Linked DNA regions of Homo sapiens: region 2 is linked to region 1. Evidence: read pairs that join two places in POLR2A ChIA-PET (ENCODE). Cell type or tissue: endothelial cell of umbilical vein. All regions are shown on one strand. Each heading gives the region's core, and the rest is flanking DNA. Links, peaks and the distances in the headings are about the cores only.

The links. Peaks named below come from ENCODE experiments on the same cell type or tissue, not always from the same donor. Only the 100,000 strongest peaks of a DNase experiment are listed, where the experiment ranks them.
Region 2: POLR2A ChIA-PET joins it to region 1 with 7 read pairs; 3 of 35 experiments call an interaction of 5 or more read pairs at or near these places.

The regions. Positions count from the first base shown.
Region 1 is chr2:186,879,329-186,888,292 of GRCh38, reverse strand. No RefSeq gene overlaps it. Among named protein-coding and RNA genes, the nearest start is that of ZSWIM2, 35 kb to the right of the region's middle. RefSeq lists a silencer at 8,794-8,964. In endothelial cell of umbilical vein, for the core only: no CTCF peak of the experiment used is centred there; DNase peaks (open chromatin) are centred at 3,502 and 5,482; H3K27ac peaks cover 2,189 bases.
Region 2 is chr2:187,009,284-187,018,247 of GRCh38, reverse strand. All of the region lies in intron 1 of CALCRL-AS1 (CALCRL and TFPI antisense RNA 1), which reads right to left. Among named protein-coding and RNA genes, the nearest start is that of CALCRL-AS1, 10 kb to the right of the region's middle. In endothelial cell of umbilical vein, for the core only: no CTCF peak of the experiment used is centred there; no DNase peak of the experiment used is centred there.

The DNA.
Region 1 (8,964 bases), core at 419-8,418:
ATATTGACTACAATAGTTTCATAAATACTATATCATCAATAATCTGTTACATTTTTATTATTCTTATTGTAGTATTCTATTCCTAGTAAGATACTTTGGAAATCAACAGCATCATTGTATATAAAGTTTTTAAATTTAATTATCAAGTATTTTCTTTAAGGGAGGATGGGGGTAGTGAAGGGTGGGAAGAAGAAAGAAGATGAAGAGGAGGAGGTGGAGAAGAAGATAAGGAAAAGGAGGAGGAAAAATAAGAGGAGGAGGAATCAAGCAGACTCAGTAATAACAAAATGTAATGTCTTTGGGTCCAAGAGGGCACAGAATAATGTTCCTGAGGACCATGATAAGTACTCTAACAAATTGTTCCTTGCTCTTGCAACATTAACTTTGCCCTAAGAATCAAGTTCTTCCTTAAGGATGTTGAAACATCTGTTCTATAATTCAAAGACACCCAGGGGTGAGTATAGTTGGGACTATTTCAAAATGTGTTTTTAAACAGAATTATATGAGCTTTTTGCATTTTCTATAATCGATACTCTGATTAATAAAGTATCTGTAAAACTTTAAAATAATATTACAGAAATGTAGACTTCTTTAAACTGACAACTAAACTTAAGTTTCTTCTTTGAAATAAACCATTTGTCATTTGTCACTGTCATTTGTCATTAGACTTCTGAAAGCAAGTGAAACATTTTTCAAACTGTCTGAGAGCTGCTAGCTACATATGTGTAATATCAAGAAAAGGCAAGCCCTATGTTAACATTTAGGGTGAAAAATCAGGTTACGAACAAACCTCAAGGGATTACTTCTAAAGTTTCTCAGGGTGATGCTGAGAGGAGGAACTAATGTACCATTGACCCCGCACCCTCAGACCTAAGAGCTCTAAGTGTAAGCACTCCACCCTCACACAGCTGCATGGCCCAATTTAGGCATATGTTCTTGAGAGGAAAAAGTCAGGAAAAAAAAACAGAGAGATTGCACAATCCCAGAGATTTTGCCAACGTGCTCCCCAGCTTGCCTGAGACACCCTGGATCTGGCTCTCAGACACGCTGAAAGGGCTTTCCTTGATCTCCACAAAGCCAGAAGCAGGGCTGCTCTAGCAGCCAGTTGATTCTCCTGGGTCAGTTAAACCCAAGTTTAATCGCCTCGTAACATCTGGATGCAGCAGAGAAAGACTCTTTGTTGTCATGTCCAGCATCAGCCCAACACAAAACTAACTAGCTAAATCATATTCTGTCTTCCTTTTGATATTTCAGTGTATGATTTTCCTAAATAAAAATAGGCAGAGTTTATTTTGGGGCAGTAGGCTTCTCTTTTCTTTATATTATGGTTTTTTAAGAAAAATTCTCTGTGAAAAAACATTAAATATATTTACCCAATGCTACAATTAGAAAAAATAGAATTTTCCAATGTTAAAAAACTGATAATGTCAACAGAAATTTAGAGTCATAATAGAATTATTTAAAACATCATTATTCCTATGAAGATCAAAATAATCCTTTATTTCATATTATCCTCTGTGGCATAAGATACTCAATAGCTAAAATGTATCTGTTTTTTAAAAAAGTCTGGTTTTTGAGTCCTCTCCTTTAAACCAAGAAAGACATGTAGGTGGGGCAAGGGAGAAAAGAAACCTAAAATAGGAAGAAGAAAAAAAACAAAAGGAAGGAAGGAAGGGAGGGAGGGAGAGGTGAAGGGGGAGAGAGAGACAGTAAAGCAATAATATTTTCTTTCTTTATTGTCTGAAAAGACACAGTAATATTCCTGGGGATGATGACAAGCACTCTCTGATAAAGGTGTGCTGTGCATTAGGACTTTTGTGTTTGGTTCTTTATGACTGACATTCAGAGAAAATAATCAATGTATGACTATTAGAATTTTTCTTGGGTCCTAAAAGCAAAAGTGCAAAACCAGCATAGTGTTTCCAATACAAATGGGCATACATATATCACATATATCCCAAGTAGGGTATGTAACATACCCAAACAAGAAAGCACTCATTAAGACAGAGTTTTTGTACTATTTTTACTTATTAACCCTGGTATTACCTCAAACATGAGTTTTCTCTGTCTTTACTTTGGCAGGGAACCTACAAAATTCTGTTCTAACTGGACAATATCTATTTTAAGTCTCTTCAACAGACTACACTCTTGAATCCAAACTGGAACTGAGTTATGTGTTTGTACAGAAAACAATACTTTCTATGCAACACCATTAACTATTCCCTAGAAGCAGCAACTTTACATTTTACTATTTAATTACTTTATACTAAGGGCACGTGCATTACAACAGGTCCACTATGTCCAATAGTTTATTCACATGACAAGGCCCTTCCTGATCATGGCCATTAGAAGATACAACATATAGAGAGGCACTATCCCTAAGGTACTCAGGAAATGTTAAGTGTCCCAATAAAGAAAAATATTTGTACATCCCCTACAATTGCTCACTGAATAAATAAATTATAGCATGTTCAATCAATGAAACCAGATACAGCTATTAAAAATGAAGACTATGACAAATACAAAAAACATGAAAATGTTTGATATAATGTTAATTTGTTAAAAGAAGGTGACATTCAAAGTTATAAATGTATTTGTGTATCTACATGTTTGTGCTTGAGTATATATGTGTGTGTGTATACATGTGCCTATACACACACATGCAATGGACTGAACTCTTGAAAATATATTGAAAAATATAGATAGAAATGAATTAAAATGTTCACAGTCACTGTGTTAATGCAGAGTTGTATATAGTATTATTTTTGTTTATTTTCTCTTTAGAGGTTTTTGTAATTCATAGTTTTTAATATTTTTAATGGAAAGAATTTAGAAAACATTATGCAAAACTTTTCAGATCTTTTTTTTAAGAAGTCCAATATGGAACATAAAACTCTATTGGTATATATCTCTAGAATATACCCACCTTGACCCAGGTAACACCTTAAAACCAGGCACACACCCCTTCCTCAGTGAAATGAGTTCTTTAGTTTTTAAAAGGCACAAATTTGTATTTATGACAAAACATTAACACAAAATAGATTGTCTTTTCTTTTGAAATAAGATAATATAATTAGGAATTTTTATCATACAAAACAGAGGGAAACAATCTTAAAATTATTAACAACTTTTTAATTGCATGTTTTGCGAAATTGTGCTATTTCCAGACATAACTTTTTATTTAACTGCTATTTTCCTATTTTTAAAAATGGAGTCATCATTTCAAATAAAGGAAAATAATATGGCCACAGCCACTTTTTATATTTTTTCAATGTTTAAGGATTTCTAATTACTCTATGCTGAAATTTAATCATATATCTTCAGTTCTGTCTGTAATGTTATTAGCATAATGTTCTCCTAGCACAGCTCTACCAGCTTTTAACCCGGCTGACACTTTTCCTGTATTTGTGCTCTGTTTAACACAAGCAAGCCTGCAGCTTCCTGTGTGATGGTGATAACATATGACTGGTTTTGTTGTTGGCTGCTGGATTGAAGAGGAAGACAATGCCCTTTGACCTCTGTCAAGTAGAATAAAGCTTATCAGATCCTCACCAGATATCATTAAAGGAAATGGGCTGAGAAGGCTGCTTCTGGTAGGAAACATATATTTTAGAAAACTGTCACTGCTAATCTTTTTTACTATGGCACTAGAAAATCACTTCTGCAAATTTCAGTCCTTCCAGACAATGAAAACATACTAAGGTAAACTGAAGAAACTAACAAGAAAACCATAACAGGCAGTAAATTACTCCCTTGCAATGCCCTTTACCAAAAGAATTTACTCACAATAATTATTAGAAATTGATTCTCAACTCCATTGTGTTAAAAAGGTCAAGGACTAATGTAAACTTCTATACATTTTTTAATCAAATACAAATATATGGATTATCTACATTTAAGTTACAATAGATTTATTCCCAACTGAATTAATTCAGTCTCTTAGGAGATTCCATTAGGCAGAATATTGATAGTCACCCATTCAAATCTCCTTGCCCTCTCCCCATCCCCACCCTTAAATGTACATCCTTCTATTCAAACTATCCCAAGAGAAAGAACTATGCTGTTGTGTTACGTCAGGGTCACAAAACCAAAAGGCCACCCACACTAGAAAGATAATGTAAATGAATATAGTTGACGGGGCAATTGGACAAAATGAAGAAAGTATTCCCCAAGTAAAGAAGGCAGCTCTATTCAATTTCAACTTATTATTACCTTAAGGAATTTGAGTCCACTCTTTCGGATCTTTAATTTTTCAGGAGAAATCTAGAATCCAGATTTCTATATAAAACAACCCAATTTTAAAATTGTGACAACATATTCAAAATTACTTTTTACAAACACTGGGCTAGACAAACAAACAGATCTATTAGCTGAACTTGGCTCATGAGCCACCATTTTGCAACCTCTAGTCTGGGACGAACTAAATGACATACAATTAGTCATCCTATCAGCATTGCATTGAGTTTGTGGTAAGTAAGTAAATTGTGTCTCTACTTCTTGTGGGTGTTTTGTGTCTTGAAGCTAATGGGATAAGATAGGTCCTAGAGGTTCCTTCTGCTTGGATTGGGGCCAGGTGAAACCAGAGAAAACTCCAGTAGAAAAGAAATACAGAGTGGGAAATTTAGGCCAATTCTATTTTGCACCTTGGGATAAAGGATAAGAGGTGCTTCTGAGACTGCTTTGAATTCTAGTTCTGCTCACTAAGAAAACTATATTGGAATTTGGGCTAAAAATCATGGTCATAGAAAGAACTGTATGTTGGTCAAATGTATCCCTTAGGCATACGTCATTCCATTACTACATGTGATAGGCCAATGGGTAACTGAACAGGGATGTGAGTTTCAGATTCAAGTGCTGATAAAATTTACAGGAGTTCCCCAGTAAAATCTAAGACTGGAGAATTAAATACATTATTAATAATAATACCTTAAATGTATAAATTTTTTACCAATATTTTCTATTTTCTAATTCATCAAGTCCATGAATAGTCAAAACTAGCAGCTTTATATAAACATTAACTTTTGAGAATGATTAGAAGTAAAATTAGTACCGAATTTATCAATGTATATATAATTATTTACAATGAATAAACACTAATGTTAATTTCTACACAAAATATTTTAAAAACTCAACCACAAAAAAAATGTTATAGGTAACATCAGCAAGATGTCAGAATAAAAGGCCCCAGACCCTCCTCCCTCTCATGGAGATATCGATTCAATAATACCTACCCTCATTCCCTTTATGAGAAATCTAGAAACCAGTTAAAAGACTCTTTTTATCCCCAAGGAAACAGGAAACCAATTGTATCAAAGCTAGTAGAAAAATTCATAGCATCCTATTCTCTTTTGCCACAGTACTTTTCCCTGGCACAATGCCACATGATCAGGAAGAAACACTCAGCTCCTGGCTTCTCCCTAGGGAGTAAAAGAGAAGATGGAAATACATGCCCAATGTTCTGACTTTAGTGGAAGCTGCCAAGGGGATCAGCTTCTGTCTGATCTTTCTTGGAATGCTGATGGGACCCAGAATACTCTGGCTGCCTGGGGGCCACTACGAACAATAGAGCTGAATAGCATGCTGTTGCTTCAGAGGGACCACAGTACAGCAGGCAGACGCTGATAATGACTTTATGGTCTATTGCTCAGGTTGCAAAGAAAAGAACAGGACAGGTGTTTTGGCTTTTGGGGGAGCTGTCCAAGGGACTGATTTCTGTCTCTTTTATCTCAAAACATGGACAGCACTCAGCATAATCTAGATGGCTAGGGACCAATGAAAAGAAAAACAAGCTGAGCAATGTGCTCCTGCTCTAGAGGGCCCATGGTACAGCAGAGAGAAGACAATATAGCTCAGTGGACTCTCCCTCAGGGGGAAAAGAGAAGAGTGGAATATGCATCCAAAGATCCAGCTTTTGGAGGGGATGCCTGAGGCACTGGTTTCTGTTTAGTAAAACTTGGGGTGCTGATAAGACCCAATATCTTCTAGATGCCTGCGGGCCACTGAGAACAAGAACAAGCTGAGCAACATGCTCAGAGAAGATACATCCATAGAAAATGTTTCAGAAATTCTCAAAATCTCTAGCTAAGCTGATTAGTGAATGTCTTTTCCTTTTATAAAGTCAATCTGTAAAGACTAGGAGAGGTGACTGTCTTTTCAAATGCATAGGTACCAACACAAAGTTACAAGGAACATGAAGGAAAAGAGGAAAATAATCCAATCAAAGATACAAAAAAAAAAATTCCAAAAACCAACCATAAAGAAATGAAGGTATGTAAATTTCCCAACAAATAATTTGAAATAACCATAAATATGCTCAATGAGCTGAGCAAAAATGATACATGAACAAAAAGATAATTTCAATAAAGAAACAGAAAATATAAAAAAGAACTTAACAGAAATTTTGGAGAGGAAGAATGCAGTGAGTGAACTAAAAAATTTACTAAAGAGTTTCAACAGCACACTTGACCAAGAAGAAAAGAGAATAACTAAACTTGAGTCATTTTAAATTACCCAGTCAGAGGAACAAAAAGGAAAAGAAGAAAAGAAGTGAAGACGACCTAAGCTTCTTATAGAACACCATCAAGTGGACCAATATATGCACTATGGAAATTGCAGAAGAAGAGAGAGGAAGAGAAACATAAAATTTATTTTTTTAATTGATGAAAACTTTCCAAATCTGGGGAAGAAAATAAACACCTAGATTTAAGACACCCAATCTAACCAAATTAGGAAGATCCAAAGAAATCCACGCCATGCCACATTATAATCAAATTGTCAAAATTCAGACAAAGAAAGACTTTTGAAAGCAGCAAGAGAGTAGCAACTTGTGATTTACAAGACAACTCCCATTAGACTATCAGCATACTTCTCTACAGAAATCTTACAGATGAGAAGAGAGTGTAATGGTATTGATGGCATATTCAAAGTGCTAAAATGAAAAAACTGCCAACAAAGAGTACTAGATTAGGTGAAACTCTTTCTCAAAAATAAAGGAAAAATACAAAGTTTCTCAGATAAGCAAAAGCTGAGACAGTTCACCACTGTAAGACCTGCTTTACCAGAAATGCTAAAGAGTCCTTCAAGTTGAAATAAAAGAGATAAAACAGCAACAGCAACTTCTATACAATTATATAAACTGTAAAGCTTGTTGATAAAGGTAAATATATAGACAAATACAAAATACAATAATAACGTAATTGTAGTGCAAAAATCACTTTTAATTTTGGTATAGAGTTAAGAGACGAAAGTATGAAAATAACTACAACTATATTAAAATGTTAATAGATACACAATATTAAAAGATGTAATTTGTGACATTAATAACATGAAGAGGGGGCAAAAATGTAGTTTTTGTATGCAATTGAACTGAAGTTATCAGCTTAAAATGGATTGTTATAACTATAAGATGTTTTATGTAAGCATCATGGTAACCACACAGAAAATGCCAATATAAGATACACAAATGAGAGAGGAATCAAAGCATGTCCCTACAAAAAAAAAAAAAATCAATGAAACACAAAGGAAGACAACAAGAGAGGAAAAGAGGGGCAAAAGAACTATGAGATAGAAAGCAATTAACAAAACTGAGGTAGTAAATTTTTCCCTATCAATAATTACTTTAAGTGTCCACGGATTAAACTCAACAATAAAAAAATCTAGAGTAGACATAGTGGTTAAAAAAAAGACAAGATCCAACTATATGCTGACTATAAGAGACTCACCTTAGATTTAATGACACACATAGGCTGAAAATAAAAGGATGGAGAAAGATATTTCAGGCAAATGGTAACCAAAAGAGCAAGAATAGCCATACTTAGACAAAATTGACTTTAATTAATTGACTTTAATAAAATGTCTTTATTAAAATTGACTTTAATAAAGTGTCACAAAGAGACAAAGAAGGATATAATAATAACAAGTTAAGAACAGGTTCAACTTGTTACTATTGTAACAGGAAGATATAACTATCTATCTATCTATCTATCTATCTATCTATCTATCTATCTATCTATCTATCATCTATCTGCACTCAACATCACAGCACTTAAATATGTGAAGCAATCATTGACAGAATTGAAGGGCAAAATAGGCAACAAAATAATAATAGCAGACTTCAATATACTACTTTCGACATAGATGTAAAAATCCTCAAGCGAATACACTAAATTTATATATGTACACACACATATATATACATACACACACACACACACACACACACACACATATATATATATATACACATATTCCACCCAACAGCACCAGAATACACATATTTGACAAGTTCACATGGGACATTCTCCATGATAGATCATATGTTAGGTCACAAAACAAGTCTTAACAAATTTAAGAAGATTGAAATCATATGAAGGTATTTTTCCAACCACAATAGAATGAAACTATATATCTATAGCAGTAGAAAAACTGGAAAATTGACAAATATATGGAAATAGAAATGAAATAGAAACTAGAAAAAAATTAACAAAGTTGGTTTTTCAAAAAAGTGAGCAAAATTGACAAATCTTTAGCTAGACTAAGAAATAAGATAGAATAATCAAACTAAATCAGAAATGAAAGAAGAATAACTGATACCACAGAAATACTAAGTATCACAAGAGACTATTCTTAATAAATAATTATATACCAACAAATTAAATAGCCTAGAAAAAAAAGTGGATAAATTCCTAGGCACACATAACCTACAAAGGATGACTCATGAAGAAAAAGAAAAATCTGAAGTAGACCTATAACAAGTAAGGACAGTGAATCAGTAACACAAAGATTGCCATCTAAGAAAAGCCAAGGAACTGATGACTACACAGCTCTATTCTACCAAATATGTAAAGAACTAATATCACCAGGCACGGTGGCTCATGCCTGTAATCCTAGGACTTCAGGAGGCCAAGGTAGGTGGATCACCTGAGGTCAGGAGTTCGAGGCCAGCCTGGCCAACATAGTGAAACC
Region 2 (8,964 bases), core at 340-8,339, 130 kb before region 1:
GAACAATATTTTTATTTATAAGTTTCAAACATCTTACAATGGGGCCTTGGGCTACAAAATTCTAGGGAGAAGAGCCCTAAAATGGGAACTAAATCAATTCTTAAGAAATTAATTGAGATCAGGAAGGACCTAGAAAGACTGAATTTTATTCTTAATGATGTAGGGTTTTCGGGGGGTGTAGGGGGTTCTGTCTTGCTTTGCCACGCAATAGAGATTTAAAATAAACCTTGAAAAGTATGGAACTGGCCAACTTTCTCGAATGACTTCTCCAGGATAGATTGCAAGAATCTAGTTTGCTGAGCAAATAAGAACTGCATTTCAGGGACACTTGTACAGCAAATTTTACTGAGCAAAATGTTGAATGCAATAGAAGGTAAAAAAAAATGTAGTTCAAAAAACAATAGATTTTAAAATCTGGCAAAACTCTCTTCCCATGGAAGTTGTGCTATATGTTTACATGTAGTAACGATTATTGTAGTGCACTCTAAAAAAATTCTTAGAATTACATGCATCAAATTCAGAACACGTTAGCCCTCAGCTTCTGTGTTCTTCCTTCTGGTTTACAGAGTTCCCTAAGGCCTTAGCTCACAGTGATCTCCCTGTTTCCATAACTACCGCAACATTGATTCTGACGAACACAAACCTTTATAGTTCCTCAGATCAACAACTCAAACTAACACATGTTCCCCCTGGACCCTATTCTTATCTTTCCAAATAAGGAGATAGACGTCTTCACATTCCAATCACATAAATTTTTTAAAAATAAAAATAAACCTCTGCTGCCATAATAATCTAGTCAACAATTTAAACAAATTCATTGATTTTCAGCCTGAGGAGACAGAGAAAGAGACACAATGGCAGTGTTACCTCCTTTTACACACACATATATACCAGGGAGGAGTAAGTCAGGTTTAAAATGCTATATTTAATACTAACATTTGAAAAAGTATATCCAATAATACACTTCAAAAGGTTTGAAAAGGTATATTTAATATTAAAATTTATTTGACTTGTTTAGTTGTGGTACTTAATTTTCTTTTGCTCTTGCAAATAACATTAAAGATGAAGGGTTTGTGGGGGTTTTTTAGTGTGAAAATATTGCACTAATTCAGTACTGAAGTTATATTTTTTTTAATGGTTAAAGAAGGTAATAAGTGAAGAGACTAGGAACCAAGTTTTAGTATTTGTATTAGTCCATTTTTACACTGTTGATAAAGACATATCCGAGACTGGGCAATTTACAAAAGAAAGAGGTTTAATGGACTTACAGTTCCCTGTGGTTGTGGAGACCTCACAATCGTGGCAGAAGGTGAAAGGCAAGTCTTACATGGCAGCAGACAAGGCAGAGAGCTTGTGCAGGGAAACTCCCACTTTTAAAACCATCAGATCTCATGTGACTTATCACAAAAACAGCACAGGAAAGATCCATGATTCAATTATCTCCCACCAGGTCCCTCCCACAATTCACATGTGGGAATTACGGGAGCTACAAGATGATATTTGGGTGGGGACACAGAGCAAAACCATATGAGTATTCTATTTTCTATTTAACAGACACAAAATACATTTAAAAGTACTAATGGGATAACATCAACCTAGGCATATGGTTTTTAATCAGATTCGTCTCTTTAGAACATCTACTTATAAAATGGTGTAATAAATTTTTATACCTAATATATAAAAACTATTAAAGAAAAATTGTATAACTTTTTGAAATTGTATAACATTGTATAATGTTTTTGAAAAACATTAATCTTTGTGTATTTGGTACACAGGGAAATCAGAATGATTATATCAGTCCTATAATACAAACTGTGCCAAAATTGACTTTATCAACTCTGTATATTTGAAGGCAATTTACTCCAGATTGCTTTAATGTCATAATAATGGCAAAAGTCTAATTTCTATATTCCAGTCTCCAATGTGAAAATAAGCCACTTCAAGCTAGCTTAGTTTTCTATTTCAATTAGTTCTAGTCACGAAATAAAAATAAACCCACATTGATTCAGATTTTTATGGAATGAACTAGAAGTCTCAGTATGTTTTTTATTTTTTAGGTACAAGTTGAATGCACATAAAGAATTATTGGTGACCAAGGTCGTGGCATACAGTATTATGTTCAGCTGACCTTGGACTGGTAAACAGTGTTGGTTGAGTGTTTAATACCTAGGAAGATGTAAGTGTGGAAAGCAAAATTTAAAATTGCCTGTGTTAGCAGTGTCTGGGAGCTCAACTTACATCACTTGGGCCATGAGTCTCTTCATTTCTTGAGTCCACTTTCCTTTGTATTAGCCTCATTTTCAGATTCTGAATAGTGACCCCTGACAGCTCCAGGTTTACACTATTCTTAATGACAGCAACCCCAGGGGAACAGGGAACCCCTATTTTCAGTTGCACAAGGAAGTCCTGAGATTAGCTCTGGTTGGACTGACTTGGGTCACATGTGCCTCACTGAACGAATCATTGCAGCTAGGGAAGTGGATTCTGCTGAACAGTCAGGCCTCAGTCATGTGTCCACCACTGGAAGTTTTTTAAGTTAGTGTTTGCATAATATATCTTTTGTCCAAACACAAAAACAAAAACCAAAAAAACACAAAACTGCCTGTGTTTTACCTCATTAATTAAAATTAAAAATCTTTAATCTAAATTTTTCATGTCAATGCAAATTTTTAAAATCTTAAGTCTATTTAAAATAAAAATGGCAAAATTTACTCTATCATTTAAAAAAATAGCTGATTTTTTAAAACGATTCAAACTTCTGATAAGTCAAACAAACACTATTATGGGTTTAACTGTGTCTTTCAGAAATTCATATGTTGAAGAAATTCCCAGCACCTCAGAATGCAAAATTATTTGGACGTAGGGTCACTGCAGACACACTTAGTTAAAGTAAGATTATATAGGAGTGGGTGGGTTTCTAATCCAATTTGACTGATGTGTCTTTATAAAACTGGAAAATTTGGACACAGGAACACATACAGAAATAATAACGTGTGAAGAAGGAGGCAGAGATCAAGGTGATGCTTCTTCAAGTCAAGGGACAAGACTAAAGATTGCCAGAAAACCACCAGAAGCCTGGAGAAGGGCATGGGACAGAGTCTCCATGAGAGCCCTCAGAAGGAACCAACCTGGCCAACAACTTGACTGCAGACTTCTAGACTCCAGAACTGTGAAACAATCCATTTCTGTTGTTTAAGCCTTCCGTCTGTGGTCCTTTATTACAGCAACTTAGAAAACTAATACAAATGCCTAACTAGCAAATTACTGCTAGGTGTTTAAGCAACTTTCGTAAATTGAATGAACCAAATATAAATGTAAATCAGTTTTTCTTAAATATACAAATAAAATTCTCCTACACATTTCAAATTAAAATTTTGACAGAGCCAATATGTCTGTGTTTCTGATCTTTTACACTCTGTCAAATAGTTCATATATCTTAATCAGTATAGATTCTCATTATCATGATTATTTTAAATGTTTAAAAACCAAAATATTGGGCCGGGTACAGTGGCTCACACCTGTAATACCAGCACTTTGGAAGGCCAAGGCAGGCAAATCACAAGGTCAGGAGATTGAGACCATCCTGGCCAACATGGTGAAACCCCATCTCTACTAAAAATACAAAAATTAGCTGGGCATGGTGATTCCAGCTGTAATTCCAGCTACTCAGGAGGCTAAGGCAGGAGAATCGCCTGAACCAGGGAGTCGGAGTTTGCAGGGAGCCGGGATCATGCCACAGCACTCTAGCCTGGTGACAGAAAGAGACTTTGTCCAAAAAAAAAAAAAAAACCCAAAATATTGATTTTATGAGATTATTCTACTTCATCAAATATTTACTTTTTTTCCCTAAATTTAAGTATTTATGCTTACCTGACCAAAAAGAATGTTTTAATTTGATCTGCTATAAGAAAATACCTAAGAACAGGTATGTTATAAATAATGGAAATTTATTTTTCGCAGTTCTGAAGGCTGGGAAATTTAATAACAAGGCATGAGCAGGTTTGTTGTCTAGTGAGGGCTCAGTCTCTCCTTCCAAGATGGAGCCATGAACACTACGTCCTCACATGGCAGAAGGGATGAAAGGGCAGAAAAGGGATTGAGTTAGTTCCCTTCAGCCCTTTTAAAAAACATTAATCCATTCATGAGGGTGGAGCCCTTATGACCTAATCATCTCCTAAAGGCCACACCTCTTAATACTGCTGTATTGGGGATTAAGCTTCAACATGACTTTTGGAGGGGACACAAACATTCTAACCATAGTCAGGAGTATATTTGTTACCTCAGATCAGTTATTGTTATTATGATCTTTTTTCATAACATTTAATTATCTGAGTTGATGAGATTATGTACCCCCAACCCAGGGTTGTAAATAAACATTTCACTGCTTGTTGAGTTCTGTATCTTTACTTTTCCCTTAGCTGTTATTCTATTCTTCAGCCTTCAGCCACTATTCTACATTAACTTTATTGACAACAGAGTCCTATCTGATAAGGTATGCGGTTTGCAGGAATCAGTTTGTTATCAGATGGGTTTGGGAGGATGCTCATGAGGATACGTTTACACCACCTATCCCACTCCCAGACAGCTGAACACATACTCAATCAGTTGACTGAATCCTAACCCACTAAGTGGGCCTGACCCCATCCATTGACTGTGAAAAATCACAGAAGTAAGCAAGACTCAGCTTCTCCCTTCCCAAATATTCTCATCCTGAGTCAGACATGGGTTCATTTTCAAGTCTCAATCCAGAACAATAATAATAAAAATACAGAGGCATTATCTCCAACAGAGGAACGGTGATCAAGGGAAAGAGAAGGGTGAGCTGATAAATAAGACATAAGGACATGAGGAATCAATCATATGGGGACCTGTAGGCCAGTGTGAGGATGTGGATTTGGAGTGGAGCCAGCAAGTGAAGCCACCGAAGGGCTTAGACTGAGGAGCGAAGTGGTCTGACTTACAGTTTTAAAAGATGATTCTGCTCTACTGCCCTGCACTAAGTCAGCTAGACAGTCAGCAAAGGATGCATACTAGAGATGAGTAATTGTCACTGCAGAGAGTTACAGAATTCTGCAAGGATCTAACTGTTCCACAGGCTGAGGCTGGAACAAAATTTGAAACTGAGAAAGGCATGAGGGGAACTCAAGAAGTGTCTGAGATATTAGTTTATTTTACAACCGTATATTTGAAACACCCCCAATACATGTAATGGTTATTAAACACTGACCCTTCACTCTAAAAATAGCGTCTGTCTGTAGGGTTCACCTGTTTAGATATAAATTTTATTAGGAAGATCTCGAGTAGCAGTTTGGAGTGTGAAAAATTTTGACGACAAGGAAACTAAAATTATTAAGGCTTACACTAAGGCAATGGCAGAAAATAGAAAGGGGTAAAGATCCGAAGTTTCTTCAGAAGATAAAATTGATAAGCTGGAGAACAATTGCACATAGGAGAGACACAGCATATCTTAGGATAGTGTTTCTCAGACGACATTTTTACTGTAAAAAGAAATGCATTCTATATCAAAAGACCTTCCCTCTCCTGAGCCTCCCCATACACAAACATACTCTCTAATCAACAAAGTTTTACAAAATAATACATATCTTTGCTTAGTATTATTGCAATTTGTACCGTTGTATTTGCAATGGTCTCTAATTTTTTATATTCCATTGTTTCTATTTTAAAATACTGTCTGCGTAAATTGATTATATCACCACAGTTTGAAAAGCATTGATTTATGGTCACTCTAGCTTTCCAGCTTGGCAACAGAGAAATACTGATGAATAGATCATCAAGATGAGCAATACCAAAGAAGAAAGGAAGAGAATGTTTGCAAGCTAAGAGTCGGCATTGGATATATTAGGGAGTTTCACATATAATACTTCATTTAATGTTTATAAGCACCTAATTAGGAAATTGTTATTCCGATTTTAAAGATGAAAAAATAAGGCTCATAAAAAATAGTTTTCAAAAATAGTACAGGCAGAAAATACAACTTAAAATAACTTTTTATATTCCCCCTATTAAGATTAAATATTTTGCCAGGATCTCTTTTAACTAATATGAACTTCGCTTTATTTCTGAAAAGCTAAAACTACAGGTAAGTACTGTTATTAAACTTCTGGCTGTATCCACAGTCTATTTTCAGTAGTGCTTTGTATATTTAGTTTATAAAATAAATTCTCTTTCTTTTCTTTCTTTGTGTAACAACCACTCTTCATATGGAAATAATAAACCAAATTGTAAACCTGGTTGTCCTGTGGTTGAGAGGAGAGTAAGAGACCTTAACTGTTTTTTCTCTGCATTTTACTTTTTCATAAAATTTTTAAACTGTAAGAGACTGTAGAGATCATCTAGTGAAGACATCCAACTCCTTTATTTCACAGATGAAAAAACTGATCTCATCTATTTATTGGCAGAACTGGGTGTGTAGGAAACCCAAGTAAATCATGTGTCTGCCATTTAAAATTTTTAATTATTCAACTCCCCTCTGCAAACATTCTAGTTGCCCAGTTGCTCTTTCCAGAAAAAATTATCTCCCAAGTGTCCAGATCACACAATAGAACACAAAGAAAGATTTAAGCACAAGGCAGAGGAAAGGGTGGAGTTGTTAACATCCTCCTTCTTCCTACAGTGGGTTCAAAGCTTTCTTTTTTTTCACTCCTACTTCAGTACACACAGATTGAATTATCCATGTGTGGAAGCCACACTATTTTATGTCCAGGTCCTACAGAAATTAGAAAATTGTTTCTCTCTTACTATGTTGATGATTAATAGCCAGCATACCAAGGACTCACTTTCCGCTTCACTTTTCTGTTTTCTTGTCCCTTCCAACTCTGTAAAACAGCCTTATACATGCTACTACATGTTCCTGTTCCTTACAGCTGTTTCACCAGGACATCCTTCTGGACACAGGGCTTCCTCTTGTCTCTTTGTCATGGAAGGGTGGAAAGCTACAGGGAGAGGGTCACATAGAGGGATTCAGTCTAGGCGTTAGTAATTGCTTGTGTACTTCGAATCCCAAATATGGGCAACTGTTTTCCAGTCAGTGCCGTAAATGGAGTTCAATTATTTTTGGCATTAAAAAAACTGTCCTAGACATGGTTCTGATGCAAGCCCGGATGAACAGGGAGCATAGCCCCTTAATTGGGGGGCGCTGGGCCTGCATGGGACAGAGAGAGGAGTGTGTGCAGAGAGGGGAGTGTGCAGAGAGGGGAGTGTGCAGAAAAGGGTGTGTGCAGAGAGGGGAAGGGGATGCCATTCATACTAGGAGGCTGAGATAAGAGTGGAAAGGGCAGCTTTGTTCAGAAGCACCGAGTGGGGCTGAATGAGCATGTGACCCAACCACGTATGGAGATGGTCTGTTCACCAATCTTACAGCAATTTAAACTCTTTGTTTCTGTGAGACAGGGTCTCAATCTCTCACTCTGGCTGGAGTGCAGTGGCATAATCATAACTCACTGAAGCCTCAAACTCCTGGGCTCAAGCATTCCTCCTACCTCAGCTTCCAGAATAGCTGTAAACTCTTGAAATAAAGCCAGGGCAGCCCTAGGGCTGTGTTGATGCCCAATCTCCCTCTTGGCCTTTACAGGAAAGAAGCAGGTGTAAAAGATATGGGGCAGGCCTAACAGAGACCTCATAAGTATTTAACCCTTATCAAAATCAGAAGTGTCCACTTAAATATGGTTACCTGGGTTACAGGTTGCATTAAGACGTGCATTTGAGATCTCAGACCCATTAAATGTGACAGAAACTCTCCTTGACCAAACTTTAGTCAGGCTTCTCTGAGGCCTCTTGTCAACTAAGCCTTCCCAGCCCAGTCTTAGCAAGAAATTCTGCTGTCATCCTCCCACCCTGATCGCCGTCTAAATGTGGTTAAATTCCTTATTCCCTATCCTTGCTATCTTATCATCTTAGCCTGCCTTTGCCAAGAATCCTGTTAAGGCAATTCAACAAGAATCTCCCTAACTTTAATGTCACCTCTTAGTAATTTTTTCATCCACTGACCCCTTAACTCTGCTCCTTGGCCCTAAATCCCCTCTTGTCCTCGTTGTATTCAGAGTTGAGCCTGTGAAAGTTGCCAGTATCAAAATGGAGTGACTCATGTCAAAACCCTAACAAAATGGAGGCAGGAAGCATAAGGAGGAGCTATTATGCACACATGACTGTAACAGGACTTATCACATGGCATTCCTCAAGACCAGTGTTCCAGATTAGCCATCTGCACAAGAATACTTACCTGGCAAGGTTGTTTCTACCCATGAACAAACACCAACTCCTATAATGAGTTTCAGTGACCTATGCACCTTTTTTCAAGGCTGCTTACATAGTCATCTTTACATGAGACGAAGAAGTTCCTACCCCAGGGGTATACCTATGATGCATCATAGGCTGCATATCCTAGATTGCAACACCCTGCATATTCCCAAATAAGCTCATTTGTCCTGTGGGAAGAAAAACTGTCATAGGTGTTTGCAAAAGTTTGTATACCTAGAATATGTTACAATAGTTGGAAAAATCTAATACTGATGATGACTAATTTCAACTGGCTAATAGCCAACTATATTAGGGTTCTCTAGAAAAAAAACTGAACTAATAAAATGAAGAAGGGGGAAGGGATTGAGAGAGGTGTCTATGTATCTAGATATAGATAGATAGATAGATAGATAGATAGATAGATAGATAGATAGATAGAGATAGGTGATAGAAAGATGATAGATAGATAAGATAGGATAAATAGCTATCTAGATATCTTTATAGATATATTCATGTCTATAGATAGAGATAGAGAGGCAGAGAAAGAGGCAGAGAAATTGATTGATTTTAAGGAATTGTAACATGCAATTGTGAGGGCTGGCACGTACAAACTACATAGGCCAGGCCAGCACGTATAGTCGAATGAGAGTTGCTGTTGCAGTCCTGAGTCCAAGTTCCACAGGACCACAGGCTGGAAACCCAGGCAGG